Linked DNA regions of Homo sapiens: region 2 is linked to region 1. A link is an interaction called in ENCODE POLR2A ChIA-PET data of the cell type or tissue named here. Cell type or tissue: Panc1. All regions are shown on one strand.

Evidence for each region. ChIA-PET counts read pairs that join two places held together with the same protein. Peaks named below come from ENCODE experiments on the same cell type or tissue, not always from the same donor. Only the 100,000 strongest peaks of a DNase experiment are listed, where the experiment ranks them.
Region 2: POLR2A ChIA-PET joins it to region 1 with 6 read pairs; 4 of 35 experiments call an interaction of 5 or more read pairs at or near these places.

The regions. Positions count from the first base shown.
Region 1 is chr3:170,313,986-170,318,985 of GRCh38, reverse strand. No RefSeq gene overlaps it. Among named protein-coding and RNA genes, the nearest start is that of SKIL, 41 kb to the left of the region's middle. In Panc1, no CTCF peak of the experiment used is centred here; no DNase peak of the experiment used is centred here; H3K27ac peaks cover 564 bases.
Region 2 is chr3:170,148,620-170,153,619 of GRCh38, reverse strand. PHC3 (polyhomeotic homolog 3) reads left to right here. Exons shown (of 15, transcript NM_024947.4): 5 at 4,376-4,534. It also overlaps the pseudogene RNU6-315P. Among named protein-coding and RNA genes, the nearest start is that of PHC3, 31 kb to the left of the region's middle. In Panc1, no CTCF peak of the experiment used is centred here; no DNase peak of the experiment used is centred here.

The DNA of each region.
Region 1 (5,000 bases):
CCATCTGGGGGCAAATTTAAGCTTCGCCAGTTTGATATTGGGTGCTAAGCAGTGTGGCTAATGTCTATGTTTTTTGTTTGTTTGTTTGTCTAAGACGGAGTCTCCTGTGTTGCCCAGGCTGAAGTACAGTGGCGTGATCTCGGCTCACTGCAACCTCAGCCTCCCGGGTTCAAGCGATTCTCCTGCCTCTGCCTCCCGAATAGCTGGGACTACAGGTGTGTGCCACCACGCTCAGCTAATTTTTTATATTTTTAGTAGAGATGGCATTTCACCATGTTGGTCAGGATGGTCTCGATCTCTTGACCTCGTGATCCGCCCACCTCGGCCTCCCAAAGTGCTGGGATTACAGTCGTGAGCCACCGCGCCCTGCCATGTCTATGTTTTATCACATGTATTTTGCTCTGGCCAGAACAAAAACAAATAATTTTCCTTTATGATGCGGCTTGGCCCCCAGGACGATGGTGCCACAAGCCTGATCAGTAATGCCGCTTAGGGAAAGGGAACCCAGAAGCCTGGCATGCTGGCAAAAGGGTAAGAATTTCCTACCAGTCAGATTTCTGGCTTCTCTCTCTGTGAAAATGGTTCAATAAATGGAAAAATAAATAAATAAACAAATAAATCAGTGTTGATCTCCTCTGTAAAGTTTTAATTAATGTGAAAAAATTCTAAGGCTAATCTTAAACTGGTGTATTTCGTGCTGTAAATTTGTTTTTCTGTGTTGAGGGGTACTTTAGAGTAAAACATGGGCTTAGAACACCTGTAAGCCTGCTTTTCAAAACGACCCAGCAAGCTGGTCAGTAAGAAACTTGGCTGTAGGTCCCTGAAACAAACAAAAAAAACTGGATGAAGTCTCCACTTTGTTTTATGTTCTTGGGAGCGTGACCTTTTAACCATGTGGTGGTACTTTCTCTTGGTCTCTGCCTTCCAGGGAACAGGAATTTTAGGGTTCATGTCATAGTTAGCTCTAAAAATCATATTAGATAGTTAGAAGCCTCTGCAAGCTCAAAATTAACTACTCTAGGCTCCTTCTGAGAAAACACACACACAGAATGCTGCCCACTGTAGCTCAGTAACTAGGATCTTGCACTTTCACAGTTAGTGGTCCAGGTTCGTTTCCCCACCTAGGAAATAAGTCATTTCTGGTGTAATATCTGAGTGACCTTGTCTATTCTCTTCTCCGTGGACTGTCCTAAATTTTCCTTTCTCTAAGCGCCTAGAAGGTTACCTTTGGTAACGTTCAAAAGCTGGAAATTTTGGCCGCTTGGCATGGCTACAGTCGGGTAACAAGAGATCTGAAAAAATGTCTTTTTTTTTTTTAAAGAGCACTATGGTTGAAAGTCAGCTTAATTAAAAGTGGATAAACAAGCTCTAGATATATTTAAAAGGCCTTTATGTTTTTCTCTTCTTGGAACTTGCTTTTCTGGAAAAGTTTTTTTTTTTCTTCTCAGTCGACTGAATTATTTTTCTCCATTTTTTGTTTGTTTGTTTGTTTTGCCACTCTCAATGCATACATGAGGGGCCCTAAGGTAACTTCTGGTAGCCTGGGACTCCTTGGGAAAAACGGAGGAGGCGCCACAGACTCCATTTTGGGGAAAAAAAAAAACCTCTGTTTTCTTCATGAAACCCCAGGAATTAAAAGCAGACAGATCCCTCTAAAAAATCAAAGGCTCTGTTCTGTTTTGCATTGTGTTATCTAATGGTTTTGAGTTTTGGGGGTATCAGAAATTACTTCCCATTATGAAAAAGCTTTGGTGTTTTATAATACAATAACTAGGTAGGAAATACACTTTAAGGGATGGCTAATAATAGCTATCAAGGGATACTTGACTCTTTGCATACTTGAGTAAAAAAAGCATGCTCTTGGCCACCTAGAAGATAGGGAAACACCCCAACCCCACTGGGAAATAAAACTCCCATGAGGAATGGGCTGATTATAAAATGGGCTGATTGGCTTTGTGTTGCCTTGCAATGAAATGCAGAATAGAAGCACTGCACCGCCTGCTCCCGTAGTATTTCCTTCCTTTTGGGACTCCAGGAACCAGTATAAAATGGCACCCTTAACTGTGGGGATCTGTCTTTGCTTTCAGCTGCTTATTTGCTGCTTATTTGGCCTTAGAAACGCAAGCTTTCCTGGCCCTGTTCCTCCAAGGGCTCCGCCCTGAAGCCAGTAATCCAGTTAAAAAACTGGCAAATAGAAAAATCTTACAAGTGCTAAATCTTCTGTCTGTGTATTTATATGTGTTGTATGTTTATATGTAAAAGAGCTCTAATTAATTGGCTTAAAAACTAAGCGCTTAAATAAAATATTTTGTCAGAAAAATAGACACTTTAACGCCTTTTTGTTCACATGACTTCAGTAATCTTTTAAAAATAAAGACAGTTTTAAAGGTTATTGGTAAAATAAAATGTCTTAAAAATGTAAACATTTAGGCCAGGGCGATGGTGCATGCCTGTAATTTCAGCACTTTGGGAGGCCAAGGCAGGCGGATTGTCTGAGGTCAGGAGTTCGAGACCAGCCTGACCAACATGGTGAAACCCCATCTCTACTAAAAATACAAAAATTAGCTGGGTGCAGTGGTGGACACCTATAATCCCAGCTACTTGGTAGGCTGAGACAGGAGAATCACTTGAGCCCAGGAGGCAGAGGTTGCAGTGAGCCAAGATGGTGCCACTGCACTCCAGCCTGGATGACAGAGCAAGACTCCATCTCAAAATAAAATAAAACAAAATAAAATAAAATATTCCTTCTATGGAACAAATTTCCATTAAAGCCCATTTCTTAAAAGCCTATATAAAATATACTCTTGCTGCACTTTATACAAATAATCAAGTCAAGTATAATAAAGCAAATCAGTCTTACTATAATTTGTCTTTAATAAAAATGGAAAACTGGAAAGAAAAATATTATGTTTCAAAAACTATGGTATACTTGTTATTAAATTCTAGTCTCATTAGTTATTTTTCAGTTTGTTTCTGCAATTTAGGCTAACCCTGCTTATTCCTGTAAACCAACCAATGATCTCTAATTGTTGCTCAAAAAAAAAAAAAAAAACCCAAAAGAGATGGGTAATGTAAAAATCTGGATCAATATTCTAATTCTGGGCACATTACAATCAGTTAACAACCCCATACCAGCTTAGTTCCAACAGTTGCCCAGTTCATAAAAAGCCTCCTAATTTGTTTACTTGGAATAATTTTACTTATTTTGCTTTACTCTTGTGGAATATGTTGCTGTTATACTTTTTGTGTAGGAATACAGAACAAGCTTACTAAATATTTTCTTAAACACTTATTAATTGTTTGGGAGGCACTTTAGGAGGCTGAGGCGGGCAGATCACTTGAGGTCAACAGTTCAAGACCAGCCTGGCCAACGTAGCGAAACCCCATCTCTACTAAAAAAACACAAAAATTAGCCGGGCGTGGTGGTGCGCACCTGTAATCCCAGCTACTTGGGAGGCTGAGGTAGGAGAATCGCTTGAACCTGGGAATGGAGGTTGCAGTGAGCTGAGACTGCGCCACTGCAGTCTAGCCTGGGCGACAGAGCAAGACTCCATCTCAAAAAAAAAGCATAATACTTTAAAAACTAAAGCCAAAAATATTTTGTTGCTTCTGCACTTCTGCCTTAAAACATTACTGGTTCCTTAGCCTTCACCCAGCAGGAGCAGTGAAAGTTTCCTTGCCAACCTCTACTGATGGTGGAAACATGAGCCAGTGGGAGCTCTCTCCTTTCAAAGTACAGAGCTAAGTCTATCCACTCATTTATTTATTTATTTTATAAATATTTCTGGAGGGTCTGTGTGCCAAGCATTGTTCTTATGCTGAGACTCCAAAAGTAAATGAAATTGACATGGCCCCTGTCCTTGAGGGACATACAGATTGCTGGAAATGACAGATGACAATGAAATAAACCAGCAAATATATACACACACACACACACACACACACACACACACACACACACACACACTGTGAGAGATGCTAGGAGGAAGAAGCGCTATGAAGGGTCATTGATAGAGAATAGCAGAGGGAACCACTAGATAAGATGGCCTTGAGTGCACGTTTCTGGGGAAGTGACACAAACCTGAAGGCTATAAAGGGAAAGAGGGAAGGAGCGTATTCAGGTATGGGGACAACATGAGTTAAGATCCTTAGGTGGAAACAAGCGTGGTAGGACACACTAAGAAGAAGGAAGGGATGGGATTTGGTGTTTGATTGCAGTCAGATCCTTGGCCTATTTAGACACTGAAGTTATCAAGGATGGCAGGCCTTGGGGTAGAGCAATCAGTGACCCAGGTGCCAAACCTTCCTCAGATGAAATTTGATAAGCAGCAATGTGGCATATGGCAAAGAGACACAGCCACGTAGTGTAAACCCCAAAGACGTAGGTTTTTTTACACATGATGGAGGAGTAATAGCACACAAGCAGCATGAAGGAGCCAGAACGCGGAACTCAGGGAAACAGCAAGAGAATACGCAGCCTCCTCTTGAGAGAGGGTGGCAAGAAAAGCAATGTCGTCAGGATAGTCAGTAGGGGAAAAGTGCGATGAAAAAGCTGAGAACATAGATGCTCATTTACTCCTTAAGAGGGTTCCAGTGTGCACAGGAGAAAGGAGGGGAGGACAAAGGGAAGGTTGAGTTTGGTAAGGGCAAGAACAGAGCAGGATGGGAGGGAGGCTGGGTTACTGGTGGCACATCTTGGATGGTCACCATAGATAACTTTCCAAGATACTCAAGAGATCTAACCCCAGCAGTCATCTAGTGGATTAGAGGCACCCTCCCTCCTTCCCTAGAAATCAGCAGCCTCCTGTACTTTTTTTATCCAAGGGAGTCATAGTCAACTGAGGAGGCCAGCAACAGTACTATTTTGTTGGACAGGCTCACATCCCATGATGGCAGTAGGAGTCATTTATGATGGGCTACCACACAGTTCTGAGAATTTCAAAGAAAGGGATCTTGGGCTGCCTGAGAAAGTGTATTTCATAGGTACATGACATTGGAGG
Region 2 (5,000 bases), 170 kb after region 1:
GGCTATTTTTTTGTATTTTTAGTAGAGATGGGGTTTCACCGTGTTATCCAGGATGGTCTCAATCTCCTGACCTCGTGATCCGCCCGCCTCGGCCTCCCAAAGTGCTGGGATTACAGGCGTGAGCCACCGCGCCCGGCCTCAGAAGATTCTTAAATGGGTAATTAATATTAATAATCAGGGAAAGATTATCTGGCAAGTAGAAGGTGACAAGATTCCAGTAAGAGGTATCAGTTTGCAGATATTAAAGTAATCAAGCCAGAAATGACATGGGCCCAAAGTCTCAAACTAAGTGATGAAAAATCAAAATGGAAATTAGGAGACAAAAAGATGTATTAGAAACAAGATACGTGACTGATTTTGTGTGTGTGGTAAAGGAGAGGGAAGCATCAGGATGACTTCCAGATACTGTGTCTTGGAGAATTTTAGAAAATGCCAGTGCCATTTGAGGAGAAGCTGTTTTAAAAGGAATAATTAGTTTGCTGTTTGAACATGCTGAATTTGAGCTGGTAAAGGATACCCAGAAAGATGTGTTCTGTAGGTATTTGGATCTGGAACTTCAAAAAAGGGTTTATAGTTAAGAATCAAGAGTCATCAGGATTGAATTGTTTGAAACCGTGGAAGTAGATATGATAATCTAGGAATTCAAGAAGAAAAGTGTGGTCTGGTGCGATGGCTCATGCTGGTAATCCCAGCACTTTGGGAGGCTGAGGTGGGGGTATCGCTTGAGCCCAGGAGTTTGAGGCAAGCTTGGGCAACATGATGAAACCCTGTCTCTACAAAAAATAACAAAGATTAGCCGGGTGTGGTGATGCATGCCTGTAGTCCCAGCTACTCAGGAGGCTGAGGTGGAAGGATCATCTGAGTCTAGGAAATTGGGGCTGCAGTGAGCCATGATCACTCCACTGCACCCCAGCCTGGGTGACAGAGGGAGACCCTGTCTCAAAAAAAAAAAGAAGAAAAGTGTCAAAGACAGAGCATGAACATTTTGGGAGTGGGTGCAAAAGAAGAGCTGGTAAAGAAGACTGAGAGGGAATGGTCTGAAAAGATTCCACTGATTTTGTCAGTTAGATGTTGGTGACTATTGTTAAGGTGATTTCAGTGATGTGTTAGGAATAGGATCTAAATTACAGAATAGGCTGGGCACGGTGGCTCACGCCTGTAATCCCAGCACTTTGGAAGGCCGAGGGGGAGGGATCGTGAGGTCAGGAGATTGAGACCATCCTGCCTAACACCATGAAACCCTGTCTCTACTAAAAATACAAAAAAAAAAAAAAAAAAAAAATTAGCCAGGCGTGGTGGTGGGCGCCTGTAGTCCCAGCTATTCAGGAGGCTGAGGCAGGAGAATGATGTGAACCCAGGAGGTGGAGGTTGCAGTGAGCTGAGGTCGCACCACTGCACTCCAGCCTGGGCGACAGAGCGAGACTCTGTCTCAAAAAAACAAAACAAAACAAAACAAAAACAAACAAAATTACAGAATAATTCTGTATTGTATTAGTGGTATTTATGCATTGATTTATACATTTAACTATTATATTAAAATAAAAATATGTGATATATATACATTTAGAGAATTAGATAACCAACTGTCATGTGCCTACTATACAGTTTTTTAAACTTTTTTATTTTAAAATAATTATAAATTAAATTCCTATAAATCATAGGAAGTTGCAAAACTAGTACAGAGAGGTCCTCCTATATAAACTTCACTCAGCTTCCTCCAGTCACCATTCAGTTTAACAAGTGTCCTGGGTTAGTTCAGATGTTAATGTCTTGGGCTGGGTTATGGAACCGTACAGGGAGTGTGGATGTGGATTCTATACCCCTACCTGGTGTAAGCCTGGAGTTTTGATTCTCATAGGTACCTCCTTCCCTGCCTCCACTAGGAGCAGGGCAGATGCAAGCTTCTTTGCTGTTTCTCAGAACGTATGGGTGGAGCTTTTCCAGCTCCTTCTTACATATTGGGCAGCTCTTTTCAGGATTTTGGCTCAAAATAGGGATTTGACTTGTAGCCCTCCCCTGAAATAAGCACAAAGATGGATCTTCTGGCTCTATAGAACCAAGATACCCTTATAGACTGCCTTGGTGTCAGCTGAGGTGACATCTCTCTGGCTTTGAGTTTCTTCCTTTCTGGCACCAGGAATTTCCTTTCCCAGCTTTTCTCTCCCTTTTGGAGTTCTGCTGTATATTCTGATTTTTTCATGTTGATCTAGCATTTCAGTGATACCGTTTGGTCACATGGATGTATTAGTCCAGTCTGCCTTGTTGCTTGAATAAGAAGTCCAATAAAGTATTCTTTTTTCTAATAAAATATTTATTAATTGTATTCTGTGCTTTGTTCCACAAAATGATTTGAGGTTGGATTATATTATTCTCTGTTTAAAAATATTATTATTATTATTACTAGTATTTGAGACAGAGTCTCGCTCTGTTGCCCAGGCTGGAGTGTAGTGGCGTGATCTTGGGTCACTGCAACCTCCGCCTCCCGGGTTCAAGCGATTCTCCTGCCTCAGCCTTCTGAGTAGCTGGGATTACAGGCGCGTGCCATCACACCTGGCTAATTTTTGTATTTTTAGTAGAAATGGGATTTCACCATGTTGGTCAGGCTGGTCTCAAACTCCTGACCTTGCGATCCGCCCACCTCAGCCTCCCAAAGTGCTGGGATTATAGGCTGGAGCCACCTCACCCGGCCAAAAATATTATTTATTTTTAAAATGGGTAATATATACATGTGGTCTAAAATTAGAAAGATAAAAAAAAGAGTATGCTTTTTCTTTTCCCTATTACCCTAGCCACCCCACTCCAATGTCTCTTTATAGATACAACCAGTTACCAGTTTCTTACGCATCCTTCTAGAGGTTAACAATGCACTAGTTTATTGGGTTTTTTTCTTTTTTTCTTTTCTCTTTTTAGATGGAGTGTCGCTCTGTCGCCCAGGCTGGAGTGCAGTGGCGCAATCTCGGCTCACTGCAAGCTCCACCTCCCAGGTTCACGCCATTCTTCTGCCTCAGCCTCCCGAGTAGCTGGGACTACAGGCACCCACCACCACACCCGGCTAATTTTTTTAATTTTTTTTTTTTTTTTTTTTTTTAGTAGAGACAGGGTTTCACCATGTTAGCCAGGATGGTCTCGATCTCCTGACCTTGTGATCCGCCCGCCTCGGCCTCCCAAAGTGCTGGAATTACAGGCGTGAGCCACTGCGCCCGGCCAACAATGCTCTAGTTTATTCTTTAACAGAAGTTTTAAACTTTAGTGTTTATAATTTAATTTTGTAGCTGATATTCAGGATTTTTCCATCTGTTTGAGAAGTAGTATTTTCTTTTGCTTGAGAGCTTTTGACTACAGCTTTACACTGGTTATGTGTTACATGTATGTCTTTATATATGTGAATGCATTATCTGTGTTTTAATTTTTGTTCACAAACTCCTCAGAATGTGACAGAATAAACTGTTGATTAGGATGTTTTAAGTTATGTGGAATATTAAAATGAAACAGTAGCTCTTTTTTAATTTTTAACTGACACATAATAACTATACATATTTATGGGATACAGGGTGATATTTGAATACATGTATATCATGTATAGTGATCAAATCAGAGTAACTGGCATATCCATCATCTCAAATCATTGATCATTTCTTAGTGTTGAGAACATACAAAATCCCCTATTAAAACTAATGGAAAGCTTCATGAATTTGAATGTCATTTTTGGGCAGGAGCCATGCTAATCTTCTCTGTATTGTTCCAGTTTTAGTATATGTGCTGCGGAAGTGAGCACTGGCCCTAATTTTTAGGAGGTAGTGGAAATGATATTTTAAGATACTAGAAATCTTATTGAAACACGTTGTAGCTATCCTTAAAAACTGTGGCCGGGTGCAGTGGCTCATGCCTGTAATCCTAGCACTTTGGGAGGCCGAGGTGGGTGGATAACCTAAGGTCAGGAGTTCGAGACCAGCCTGACCAACATGGAGAAACCCCGTCTCTAATAAAAATATACAAAATTAGCCGGGCGTGGTGGCGTATGCCTGTAATCCCAGCTACTTGGGAGGCTTAGGCAGGAGAATCACTTGAACCCAGGAGGCGGAGGTTGCAGTGAGCCAAAATCGCGCACTTGCACTCCAGTCTGGGCAACAAGAGCGAAACTCCCATCTTAAAAAAAAAAAAATTGCCCTGATTACTAACCAATCCATGCCATTGTTTGCATATGTGCAAATAACTGCCCAAAGAAATGAGGGGGTCTGTCAAAGATAAAGGCTTCTCCTTTGGGTTCCTTAGCCACAGTTTATACCATTGATTGCCTAACTGCAGCTCGGTGTGAAATTCAGTAACATGGAAGCAAGAAATGGAAGCCTATGACCTAATATGTTTTCTTCCTTAGATCAACCTCTCCACTTCTCCTACACCTGCACAGTTAATAAGCCGTTCCCAGGCTTCCAGTTCTACCAGCGGCAGTATTACCCAACAGACTATGTTACTAGGGAGTACTTCCCCTACCCTAACGGCAAGCCAAGCTCAAATGTATCTCCGAGCTCAAATGGTAAGATATGAGCTACCAAATTTTTTCAGTGTTTAAGGACTTGAGAGATCAAAATGTTTCTTGATTTGATACAATAAGAGGTATTTTTAATATTTAAGAAATGTTTAATTGTGTGTGTGTGCATGCGGGCGTGCCTTCAGCTCTTGTACATTTATGTCATGAAAGATTCTACTTTTAATTAATAGGTCTTCTTGGTATCAAATAGTAATTATTACATTGAGAAGCTAATAGAGATTCAGTAACGTAAGAGTGATTATTTTTTAATATCAAATTCATTGAAAACCTTTTTTTCATATTTTAATATCTGTGAAATTTGGATGCATTTTATAACTGATGGCATCTTGGTACTTACAGTGGTCCATAAAATCATTGCCTGTTTTTGTCAACTTAGATTTGGTGAAATAGAGATGTTAAAAAAACTTTGTTGTTAAAGTTATAATTTGTATCCTAGGATTTTCTGAATTCT